Regions from separate parts of the Homo sapiens genome. Here region 2 is linked to region 1. Evidence: chromatin contacts called from ENCODE Hi-C or POLR2A ChIA-PET data. All regions are on one chromosome and are shown on one strand. The core of a region is the stretch at or near the end of the contact, and the rest is flanking DNA. Distances in the headings are between cores, read along the strand shown.

The links. Hi-C counts contacts between places; a loop is a spot of excess contacts on that map. ChIA-PET counts read pairs that join two places held with the same protein, here RNA polymerase II (POLR2A). Pooled maps may share reads with other maps.
Region 2: a loop to region 1 is called in a pooled map, with 5 times the contacts of the local background. The contact joins the enhancer-like site here to the promoter of FRMD4A-AS3 in region 1. A Hi-C loop is called at or near these places in 2 of 168 maps with a recorded cell type or tissue (esophagus muscularis mucosa and gastrocnemius medialis) and 2 of 50 pooled maps. POLR2A ChIA-PET finds 5 or more read pairs at or near these places in 3 of 52 experiments (AG04449, WTC11 and activated T-cell).

Annotation. Positions count from the first base shown.
Region 1 is chr10:14,070,895-14,077,236 of GRCh38, reverse strand. FRMD4A-AS3 (FRMD4A antisense RNA 3) reads right to left here and starts at 2,953. Exons shown (of 3, transcript NR_120638.1): 1 at 2,411-2,953. All of the region lies in intron 2 of FRMD4A (FERM domain containing 4A), which reads left to right.
Region 2 is chr10:13,941,811-13,948,152 of GRCh38, reverse strand. The region is part of intron 2 of FRMD4A (FERM domain containing 4A); the gene reads left to right. Among named protein-coding and RNA genes, the nearest start is that of FRMD4A-AS2, 47 kb to the left of the region's middle. RefSeq lists an enhancer at 1,672-2,172 and a silencer at 5,761-5,945. Within about 2 kb of position 2,217, at least 5 of the 41 ENCODE cell types and tissues checked have a DNase peak (open chromatin) inside an H3K27ac peak, as active enhancers do.

The DNA of each region.
Region 1 (6,342 bases), core at 1,704-4,203:
CTTATAATGCATATTTTTTGTCTTGGGGATCATCCTTGGTTGCAAGTAGCATCTTTAGTCCCTTGCAGTGCCTACCCAGGTGCTGTCACACAATCTGGGATTTCTGGTGTCTCCTCACTCCTCTAGGTGTTTGGGTGACACCAGGCTGACCCTGATGGAAAACGCAAAGTCCTCCTTGGCCCAGGACCTCTGTGAGAGGCTCAAAGGGCAAAACCCCCAAGAGCTATCTTCTCTGTAAGCCTCCAGACTCTTCCCTCTCCCTTGAGAACCCTCCAGCTTGGACACCTCCCCTCTTCACCTCTGTATCTCTTCCTTACTCATAATCTCCCCTCCAACTCCCTGACTTGTGTGCTTATTGAGGACAAGGACCACATCTCATGTAGCTTTGTATTCTGACACAAGTAGTTGATTTCAATGGCCAGGGAATATCTGTGGAATGAATGAATGAGGAAAGTAATCAAGTAATGAATTATTGGGGAGAGATACAGACAAGTGTAGAAAAAGGGAAATGCCTGGATGTTTTTCCACGTTGACCCTTTCCCCCACCCCAAAGTTCATAGTAATGCATCTAACAATGATCCACATTTTTTTTTTTTTGAGACGGAGTCTCGCTCTGTCGCCCAGGCTGGAGTGCAGTGGCGTGATCTCAGCTCACTGCAAGCTCTGCCTCCCGGGTTCACGCGGTTCTCCTGCCTCAGCCTCCCGAGTAGCTGGGACTACAGGCTCCCACCACCACACCCAGCTAATTTTTTGTATTTTTAGTAGAGACAGGGTCTCACTGTGTTAGCCAGGATGGTCTCGATCTCCTGACCTCATGATCCACCTGCCTCGGCCCCCCAAAGTGCTGGGATTACATGCATGAGCCACTACACCTGGCCATGATCCACATTTTAATGTGGATCTGGCTTCATTACATGATGGCTTTAACCCAGCCCTGGAAATGACAAAGTAAACCCAAGCACATTTTCATCTTTCACCATGCTGGAAAAATCCCAAGTCTTTGGTAAGCTCGCAGGTAACATGGGAAAGGCAGGTGGGGATCCATGCACAGGTCTTCATGACATAGCTGTGGATGGCTGGGTTAGACACACACTGGGCAAATGAACAGGTGAAGGGGTGCATAGTGAGCCAGCCTTGTAGTAATGAAACCCGGTTATTCAGAGGCCCAGGTGAGCAGCGGAAATAAAACAGAGTTGCCATCAACTAAGGTCAGGTTCTTCTGGTCAATGTTCCATCCTCCTGTGGTTCAAAATAGATGCTACATTACCATGAACATGAGAGTTAGGCCAAGTTCTGTCCAACATGCAGACATTAGGAAAAAGCAAGCACAGACACAATCACACAATCTCTTCCTGTAACTGGGGGAAGCTTCTCTCTCCGGCTTTATGACAATGCAGAAATATCATCAGATGTGGTTTGTTGATTCCTAGATTAATGGTTTATATATATGTGTGTGTGTGTGCATATACATATGTGTGTGTATAAATATAAAATATACACACACACTATATGTATACACACATACTATACAGCATATGGATATAAAGGTATACACATAATACAGAAATTATACCCACACATGCTTATATTTGCCTATATTTAAGAAATTTGCATCATGCACAGCCAGTGAAACTTTACGCTTTCATATCTAAGCCATTTCAGCTCAGGTTAGGCTAAAGAATACTTTTTCACTGTTGGTTTTGAGAAGCAACATGATATGTTGGAAGGAGCAACGACAGAAAGAGATAGGCACAGGTTCCAGTTCTGTCCCTGTTCCTAGTGCCCAGGAAGGCTACGTAATCTCTATAGACCTTGGTCTCCTGATTTGGAAAATAGAAATAATAAACCACACACACATCATGTTGTTCTAACAGTTAAACATGGTTGTGGAGGTCAAGCATTTAACATGTGTCTGGATCCATTAGGTGTTAAGAAAATAATATGTCCTCCCCTTTCCTCTTCTCAATATAGTAAAATAATCAGATGAGCAGCATTTCACCAGGACATAAAGTGCTTACAACTGGAAGGAAAAACCATTTTTCAAGGTGATGTAGACCATTTATTGTTTTTATGTAAATGTGATTGTAACTTAAAACAAGCTGTATCTAGTGACCAGTGGTGACCTTACAGTGTCTTTTCTTGGCAGTGCTACGTTAGCACTGGAAACTGGTTCAAGTTACCATAGTTTGCTTGCTTTTTTAATTCATAAGGACATCTTTCTTTGATTCTACTCTATGAAACATAGACTGTCAACTAATTCTGGGTAATCTCTTCTCCCTACCTGCAGGATTTTCTGTATTACAAGCTCTGGTAGTATCTAGATTAAACCATCTAAGAGTAAATTCCTGGAAGTCAAGGTCAGAGAGCTTTTCTTACACAGCCTCCCATCACCCAATCCACCATGGCTTACCAGGGTTATCCTCTTAAAATTCCCTCCTGTCCTGTATGAGTCTCCTCAGTGGAGTCCGTCTCCATTCCAGCTGTGTGTAGCCATAAGTTTGACAAATCAACGAGTTCCTGGACACCTTCCAGAATCTGTGGAATTTGAGTCCGGCAGCGACTCAAAAATGGTAAGGGGGAGGAGCTAGTTTTACAGCCAAACATGCGTGCAGATTAAATCAGTGCCCTGCCAGATGAAATGCTTGCCCTTCTACGTGTTCCTGAGGCGTGACCCTCTGAAAGCATGAATCCCCATGGGCATTGCGCCAGGACACAGGAATCCTGCTGCTCAGCACAGCAGTTCATAGCATTCACAGCGTCTGCCATGTCGTTTCAACTGTTGATTCTGATTGCTGTTGCTTTTATCGTCTCGGCATATCCAACACTGCAGCTATGAAATAGCTGATAATTCATCTCGTTGAAGACCCAGGTCTTAAACATTTGCACCATCTGAATCTGACCCTCAGGTCTGGACAAGTAGAGGCCTGTAGCATGGAACCTGGGTCGTGCCGAGTGGGCACAACCTTGGAGCATACATCCCCCTCCCCCATCCACTGCTTCATTATTTGCCGTCTCCATGGAAACCCCATTCTGTACTGTCAGAACTCACCTTGGCCACCTTTGTACTTACCACCTAAGCACTTTCTTGGTGCTATGGTACTACATATGAAACAAAAAAAATTTTTTTTGAGACTATCTTGCTCTGTCATCCAGGCTGGAGTGCAGGGGCACGATCTCAGCTCTGTTCAGCCTCTGCCTCCAGGTTTCAAGCAATTCTCCTGCCTCAGCCTCCCGAGTAGCTGGGATTACAGGCACACACCACCATGCCTGGCTAAATTTTGTATTTTAGTAGAACCAGAGTTTCACTATGTTGCCCAGTCTAGTCTTGAACTCCTGCCCTCAAGTGATCCTCCCACCTCAGCCTTCCAAAGTGCTGGGATTACAGACATGAGCCACCGCCCTATGCAAAATTTAAAAGGAACTTTTGGTGACCCAATTTATACAGGGCAACCTCCAGTCTTTTAACACCTAAGTTATTAGGGATTTCATCTTGACCAGTGGGTAGGTCACAACAGGATCCCGGTGGTGGTGAAAAACCCATGAACACGACACATTCATACCCCTGGACTTCCCCTCACTCCGTTCGCTTCTTCTACAGCAGCCCTTGGACAAGCAAAGACAATGCCAACAACATCAGCCATCATCCCTGAGATCTTTCCCATCATGGACACCAGCCAAGTAATAAGTGACCCCAGCCCCCAGTGTTATTTTGCTTTGGGAGGGTATATCCAGGGTCCTTGGTGTCTAGATTTATCCACACAACCACAAAACCAACCACACAAAGACTGATGGGCAGATTAAGTCAATCACCTAGGAACTCAAGGAATGGGACATTTCTTGCAGCAACTCAATGGATCTAATTCTTCATGACCTAGAACACCCTCCCTTCCCACCAAAGAAGCTTCCAGCTTCATCCCATCTGTCACCTTGTAGCCCTCCCTTCAGCTCCATTAACAAGCCAGCATCCAACTCGCCCTCACTCCCACTACTGCCCCCAGCCTACTAAAGGGACTACAAGAAATACACCAATTATTAAGAGCCCCAGGGAGGGCATATGAATAAAAGACACCACCTGTCACCAACCTCTGAGCTGAGAGATGGAGGTACCCTGGGTTTCCTGGACAGCTGGTAAGGGTGCAGGTTACAAGGGGTTCTCGTAGTGTATGTCTTGTTTTTGTTTCTTTTCTCTATTTCTAAAGCTATTATTTTTTTATCCCTTCTTTTTGGCTCTTTCTCTCTTTCCTTTCATATGAATTATAAACATATGTATATATTTCTCTGATAATCAGTATGCCTGGCTATACTTGACCAAGACTTTTGTTAAAGAAACAAACTTTATATCTGGGAAGTGCAGGTCTGGGGACTGAAAGGAAAGCTATTTTCCGGAAGCACGTTTTATTGCTTTTATGACTCAAATATCTCCATCTCACCTCATTTTCCTTTAAAGCTAAATATGTAGCAAATGGAGATGTACTGATATGGAATCTCAGTGGGAAATGATTGCAGACAAAAAGCTTATTAGCGTGGTTTCTTCTCTTCTAAAAAAACCCTCCCCTTTCCCAAAATAACTGATAAATGGTCCTTTGTGGAGATGGTTGTGATGCAGCTTCAACAGTTATGAAAACCCTGCTTTACATCTTGCTGGAAATGAGAGCATGCATCACAGTTCTGGATGGCAAATTTGGTGGCTTGCTTCTTGTGGTAACTTAACTGAGGCTCAGAAAGCGTTAGGCTTTAGAAGACAAGTTGACTCCAACTCACAGAATTTTAATCTTATAATATTTTCGACTTTTAATTTTCCAAATAATGTTTATAAAGTAGAAGGACGGAGGATATGTGAATCCAACTCTGTTCCCAAAATGGTATAGCCACGGTTGTTATTTTTGGCTTTTTCTTCTTAATATCTTCACTTGGCTTTTTGAGGATATTATCTAGAGAAGTAAGAACTTCTGACTTCTCAAGGCCCCATTTGTGCCTGAACTCAGCCGAGCATCTCCGTGACCCTAAATTGCCTCGTGTCTTCATATCCATTTAGCCATAAAACTCTCGTTGTTCAGCTGATCTCAACTAGATATCCAGAAGAAAGCAGTCTTATTAAACATTCATCATAAAGAATGAATGGTCAATTGACTTGGGCCTTCCCAAGAGAATTTTTACTTTAAGAAGGAAGTTGTTAACATAAATCAATGTCTAATAGGTGGAATTTTAGGTATCAATATCAACATTTATTGAAGGCTTATTAAATGTTGGTCACAGTCCTCTGTGCTTTGTAGTAAAGTCACAGAATTAAGAGAAGCAGCCTTGCAACACGGGGAAGGAAACCCTTCCTACCACCTCCTTCTTTCACCCTTTCAGCTGCAGGCTCCTACTTCATCCAAGGATCCACCTAAGAGTCCACCCTCACCCAGTGTTCTCATCAAGTCTAATTCTTCTACATTCAACACTTACTTGGAGAAGATCCCACTAAGTGCGTATCTTTCTGCACACATACCTGGTCCTCTCTGCCCCATCAGCACCCATATCCTAAGCCACCAAGAACACCCAAGCCCAGTCCACTTACCTCCTAAAAACTGAGTTTAAGGACAGTAATAATTTGTATGTTAACTTCTTTTTCCGTCCCATCTCCACCTCTTTATCTCCTAATTTAAAAATATTTTCTAATCTAAAGTAGGTCTTTTTTTCTTCCTAAATTGTTTCTTTATATAAAATGTTTTCGGATGATGGAAAATTACTGAGTCATTTACAAAGAAGATCTTTCCATTTCAATTTTTAAATGTAATTCATCCTAAACCAATGTTTTCTCATGCTTCTCTATAACATGGGCATACGGTTTATCTTTCAGCTAAAAAAGCAGGATGTACACAGTGGTCACTGTTAATATGAACTCTGTTTAGAGGTCAATTGCATTAAACAGACTTCCTCCCCAGCAGATCCAAGATGCCAGCCTGATTTAATCTTGGTCTCTTAGAGAATTAATGTCGTTTCTGAATGTGGCATGTAGTTTCAGAGGGGACTTAGTTAGCCTTGGAATCTTATTTACTCTTTACTGGCTTCTGAGAAACTGAGATCTAAAAGTCTTCATGCATGGAACAGCCACATAGGCATCAGAAAGGCAAATCAAGAAAGTAAGAAGGACTCGTGTCCAGGGATCCGGGTTCTTTCCCTGGTAAGGGGCGTTTGCCTTGGTACATCAGCGATCTCTGTCTAAGCCTTTTTCCAGAGAATACTTACTGAAGATTCACTGGCATGAATTTTGTCTTGCAATCCATCTGTTCCCTTTGATTGGATGCATCAATTGTGTCCTGAAATCTTTGAATCTTCTTTTAACAGGCTATGGAAACT
Region 2 (6,342 bases), core at 968-3,467, 130 kb after region 1:
ACATTTATTTATTACAAGTCCATTTAATGAGAACCATATTTGCTTGCACAATAACAAGAAAATCCTGGAACACACTGATAAGGTGTTTTTTTTTTTTTCAATTTACTTTTTATTTTTTATAGAGGCAAGATCTCCCTATTTTTGCCCAGGCTGGTCTTGAATCCCTGGCCTCAAGCGATCTTCCCACCTTGGCCTCTCAGTGCCGGAATTACAGGCATGAGCCACTATGCCCCGCCTGATAAGTTTGTTTTATTTTTTTGCTTATTTTTTTTGAGTGGACATGCACAGGCCAGAATATTTGAAAAGGACAGGACAGAGTTACTCTTCTTGACTCTGGATGACATGGAGAATAACCATCCAATGAGGCATTTGGGAAAGTTTCAAACAGATCCAAAGTGATGGCAGAAGGATCTATGTTCTTTACCAAGACATGCAGGAGGAGAAGCACAGATTAAACACTGGAGGCTTCTGCTGTACTATGGCATGTATTTGAGTGAAAATGTTAGACATGGTGTATATATATGTGTGTGTGTGTGTGTGTGTGCACGTGTGTGTGTGTGTATGCATGTTGCATGTGTGTCTCTTTTATAAATGATAACTAAATCCAGTTTTGACAGACTCCCCTAGGCATCCCGTATGACCACAGATCTTGGTTTGGTCATCCAAGACCTTCCCAACTCCACTCCATCTTACCACAGAGAGGGGTAACTGAGTGCCCTGGTTTTAAGTCAGTGGACTCTGCAACAAGCTCCCCTTGTTTAAAATCCCACTCAATTATTTACTGTTTGTGAGATTTTGGGCAATTCAGCCTCTGTGTCTCAGTTTCCTTGTCTGTTTAATTGGGAATGATAGCGGTCTGGTGAAGATTAAGTGTATATAGAGAGTGCTAATATCTCCAAACTTGCCTCTTTCTCCTAGCGCATCCATAGCATCCACGTAGTCAACTGCTCTATTCCTTGTCCCCAAAACCCCTGGGACACTCAGGTCTCCGCTTTCCTACCTGAAGTGTCCGTAGCCTGGAAGGCTGCAGGCTAATGCAATTCTTCCTTTCAGGTGGTTAGATTCCTACCCAGCCTTTCAGACATGCCTTGATGGAAGGTTTCTGTGATGACCTTACATAACCCACAACAATCTCCTCTCTGAAGTCCTACAGCTCAGGTACCTTCCTGAAGCCTCCCAAGCTTCCCCATATGAGCGCTCCTCTTGTCTATAATCATTTGTCCCATGTCTGCCTTCCTCTTCTTTGTGCCATAAGCTCCCCGAGGTCAAGTCTGCTGTTTATTGAAGCATGGCCAGCTCACAGCACTCAGCCAGGTATAGGACAGGCATCGAGAGATAGACACATGGAGACAGACAGACAGACACACAGACAGAACACATCACCCATTTGACACACACCTTACCTTGCCAGTTCTTTCTTTACAACCTTTATAGGCTGGCCATGCTGGTCTTCAGTGGACCAATCACTTGGCAAGGAGAAGGCGAGTAAAAGAACAGAAGTGGAATTTGGAAGATGTGAAAGCAAAGATGAGAAAAAAAGAAAAGATTGGGCAATTTTCCCAAGGTAAAGGATCACTAAAATGTGAGTTGGTGGCCGAGTCTACACCAGAGTTTCCAGACTGACCCAAGGGAGTGGGATGTGTTCAGTGTCTAAAAGACACATGTACATGACTTGGGAAAGTTGCATTAGGTAAATAAACAAGTGACGATGACATAGGAGCACCTAGAATTTTTTTTATGGTGAGAAAACACTCCCTTCTCCTCCTGAAGTCTCTAGCGTTCGCTGACTTGGTTGACAATATGGCTGAGGTAGGGACAGGGATTCTGAGTAACGAGCACCTCTTTCAACTTCCTGGTTCTAGCCTTAGCCCTCAGGGCATCAGAAAGATTCTTGCGTTCAGGGAAGCATCTGCCTAAAGAGTCCAGCAGAGTTCATTCTCCTAGCTCTGAGGTGCAGGAAGAACTTGCATGTGCCTCTGACTTCACTGGCTCTCCCCAGGCATCTGGGTCAGGAAAGGGACATAAACCAGTGGCATCCCTTGATTGTCCCCCTTTTGATCCCAACTCATAGTTGTGAAGTCCATAATTATTCCACAGAGGGGCAGTCCTGTTTTTTACTTCCCTAACTACGTGCTGGTGCATTGCTCTGAGACGCAAGAAGGCAACTCCTAGGGAATGTGTAAATAATGCCTGTGCTCTGATTGATGGCTTTGTTTGCAGCCAGAGGAAGTTGAAACTGGGGCCTCTGACCCTGGCCTGGTCTGGCTTCTTCCTTGAAGCCTGCAGTCATGAGCAAGGAAATGAAGGATCACTTCCTGGGGATAACTGGATCAGGAGAAAGCAACAACAGCCAAATGCATAGTTCCCTCTCACTGTTTAAATGGGGAGGTGGCAAGATTTCCTGGGGTGACCCTGGCTCTATAATCAAGTGAGCTTTATTAAATGGCCGCATGGAGCATGTAAATTCTCCCAGCCCAGCTTATATAACACACTTTGTGAGAGGCGGAAACCAGTTCGAATTTGAACCTCTGCAGAGCCCTGCCTGGTAGATTTGCAGACAGCGGTGCCCATGAGACATCTGAAACTTTACGACTACATATTTAAGCATTTATGAGACTTGAACTGTGTTCCATTAAAATGGAAAAAAAAACTGCAAGGAAAAAAATCCTGAGACTTCCAGCAAGGGTAATTAGCCCCAAATGTTTCATAAAGGATTTGATAGCATTCTGGTTGTAAGCCCCTTTCCCCGGTCTGTCATAGGAGAGAAAGAGAAGAAAGAAACCTATTACAAATTCACCATTACTTAAAAAAAATCACATGACAAAACCAAGCAGCTGGACCCAGGTTTAGAAGAAGACTAACCATACAGACCCTATCCCAAAGTGACATTAAAATTTTACTGGAGAGAAAATATTTAAGATATGGACTTGGTTGTTTTTGTCATACCTACCAAAGAAATCCCTTCCTTTTTATGCCCCTGTTCATTCACTCAACTTCTTCCCTTTTGTTTCTAAGTTTGGCACTAGTCCGGCTGGCTTAGTGCCTTCCAACCTCCCACCAGGCCTGGGTCTATTTCTCTGTTACTCCCATTGTACTGTTGCTGGTGGAGAGACCGGAGGGGCGATCACTGGAATAGGAGATGTCCACGTAAAGCCAGTGTTAATCCCTGCCTAGGTGACATCACATAAATATGGCTCAACCTGATCACACTGAACTCCCCATGAAGAGGGCCACACCACAGGGTTCCCATCAGGCTATGTCTGGCAAAGACTCAGCTATTCCGTGTTCTTCATTGGAAGGATAAGAAGTTGCTTTCTATCTGACACTGTGTGCACAGACAGAGAAGGCACGTATCATTAGAATGTATTTTTTAAGCCTTTCTTTTTTACGGAAGGAACTTTCAGAATGATAAGTCAGCAAATGAGGCAGCATTAGTATGCAGAAATAGCTACAAATATATAACAGAAGAGTTTTCTATCTAATGTCAGGGAAAACACCTTGAATCTTATGCAGACCTGTCATGTTCTGTTGAAGGGTGTATGGTCCCAGTGGTCCCCAACTTTTTTGGCACCGGGGACCTGATTCATGGAAGACAATTTTTCCAAGGACTGAGGTTGGGGGATGGTTTCAGGATGATTTAAGCACATTACATTTATTTCTATTATTATTACATTGAAATATATAATGAAATAATTCTACAACTCAACATAATGTAGAATCAGTGGGAACCCTGAATTTGTTTTCCTGCTACTAGATGGTCCCACCTGAGGGTGATGGGAGACAGTGACAAATCATCAGGCATTGAATTCTCATAAGGAGCATGCAGCCTACATCCCTGGCAAGCACAGTTCACGAACAGGGTTCGTGCTCCTGTGAGAATCTAATGCCACTGCTAATCTGATGGGAGGTGGAGCCCAGGTGGTAATGTGAGCAATGGGGAGTGGCTGTAAATACAGATGAAGCTTCACTCTCTCACGGCTCGCCTCCTGCTGTGCAGCCAGTCTGTGGCCCAGGGGTTGGGGATCCCTGCTACATAAGATCCCCAAGAAATAAAGAGACAGCTCTGATGGTTTAGGTATTCACCTGCCCAAAGACAGACCTGGACAGATGGTCTCTTTTGGTTTGTCCAACTCTTTAATTCTGTTGTCTCTGAATGGTAGGAACATATCGAGTGCCCTTACTGATGGCCGGAGTTATTTATAGTCTCATCTTTTACGCTGTCACCTTGAAGGTGCCTTTCTTCCCACTGAGCAGGGCCACTCTGCTCCAGTTCATCTGAGTCAGACTTTCCACAGCAATTTATCCGATCCACACCAACCTATTTCCATACCAAGTATTTTTAAAGACATAAGCAATATTTGGTTTCTTTGTTATCTAAACAGAAGGAAAATCATTTGCTTTAAAGTTACATGCAAGGTAACACTCTTTGGTGTGGGTCTACTTTTCTTTCTTTCTTTCTTTCTTTTCTTTTTCTTTTTTTTTTTTTTTTTTTTTTTTTTTTTTTTTGAGACAGAGTCTTGCTCTGTCGCCAGGCTGGAGTGCAGTGGTGTGATCTCACCTCACTGCAACCTCTCCCTCCCAGGTTCAAATGATTCTCCTGTCTCAGCCTCCCAAGTAGCTGGGACTACAGGCACGTGCCACCACGCCCAGCTAATTTTTGTATTTTTAGTAGAGACAGGGTTTCACCATGTTGGCCAGGCTGGTCTAGATCTCTTGACCTTGTGATCCATCCACCTCAGCCTCCCAAAGTACTGGGATTACAGGCGTGAATCACCGCACCTGGCCGATGTGGGTCTCCTTTTCAACAAATTATCTATTTTTGCTCAATTATCTATATTTGCTGCCTTCCAACCTCCCACCAGGCCTGGGTCTATTTCTCTGTTACTCTCACTGCACCGTTGCTGGTGGAGAGGCCTGAGGGGAGACCACTGGAATAGGAGATGTCCACCTAGAACCTTATGCAGACTTGCCTAAGTTTCCTCTTGTGTTCTTGTCCTGGACATCTTGCCGTGTGAGAAAGCACGGTTCCTCCCAAATGTAATTGTAATGTGTGATATGAAATGTATAACTCGCAGTTTTAGAATGACAACATTTTATAATCTATGAACCACCTCCCCCTTTCTATGATCAGATATTTCATGAAACAAACCACAAGACGTCTTGCTTCTCTCAAGGAAAATGAAATCAAAAGACATAGGTCTTTTTTTTTTGCCTTTTTGTTGAGATGGAGTCTCACTCTTTCGCCAGGCTAGAGTGCAGTGGCACAATCTCGGCTCACTGAAACCTCCACCTCCTGGGTTCAAGCAATTCTCCTGCCTCAGCCTCCTGAGTAGCTGGGACTACAGACGCGCGCCACCACGCCCAGCTAATTTTTGTATTTTTTGTAGAGGCAGGGTTTCACCATGTTGGCCAGGATGGTCTCAGTCTCTTGACCTCGTGATCTGCCAGCCTCAGCCTCCTAAAGTGCTGGGATTACAGGTGCGAGCCACCACGCCTGGCTAGATCTCTTTTTTAAAACTTTTCTTTGCTATCTGGAAATAAGACTTTCTGTTTTTGCACAATACCACAGATCCTTTTAAAATGATGTAAAACAATTCATTCGTACCTTTTCTAGGGGCTTGGTCAGCAAAATGCCAGCCATATGTCTTGCAGACTGTTCTAATGACAAGAGTCTGGGCTGGCCTCAGACCTGCTCCAGTGTAGCCTTGAGGGCCCGTAGCTCAGTTATCTCTGTCTGATGACTTCAACTTGGGCTTGCCTTTCAGAAGGGAGGCTTCTTTTGTTCACAGAGCTCAGCCCCCATTGCAGGTTCGCCCTGGCTGCTCTCCCAGGCAGTACACAGGGAGGGGCCCATCATTGCAGAGACATCTATGGAGATGTCAAGACAGTGCCTGCGATGAAAGGGAGCGCTCATTAGTGCCTTTAATGAGGCTTCCCCAGTTTCATTTGTGGCTGAATCAGAAACTTTCTGAATCATTTACCCTGTGGCAGAGCAGTTTTCAGACATGAGAAAGGATAGGGTCCCTCCATCACAAAGAAACCTCCATGAAAACTTGACACCATTAAGGGCCTGGAACAGGGCGCGGTGTCTTCAGAAAACCACACCTTCCCACACCAAGGAGGGTAGCTGGAGTGACCGCTCTGGAAGACCCTGTGGCTTTTCTGCTGTGGTCCACCATGTGCTTCCCTCATATGGGCACCTCCCAGACTCAGGGCAGTTCCAGACCAGGGTAAAATGTAAAACAGATCTTACCAATATAGTAGAAAAGAGAGGCCTCACTCCATTCCAGGGCCAGCTAGGAGGCTGTGGCCACCTTCTCTCTAAGACTTTCTGTTTTTGTG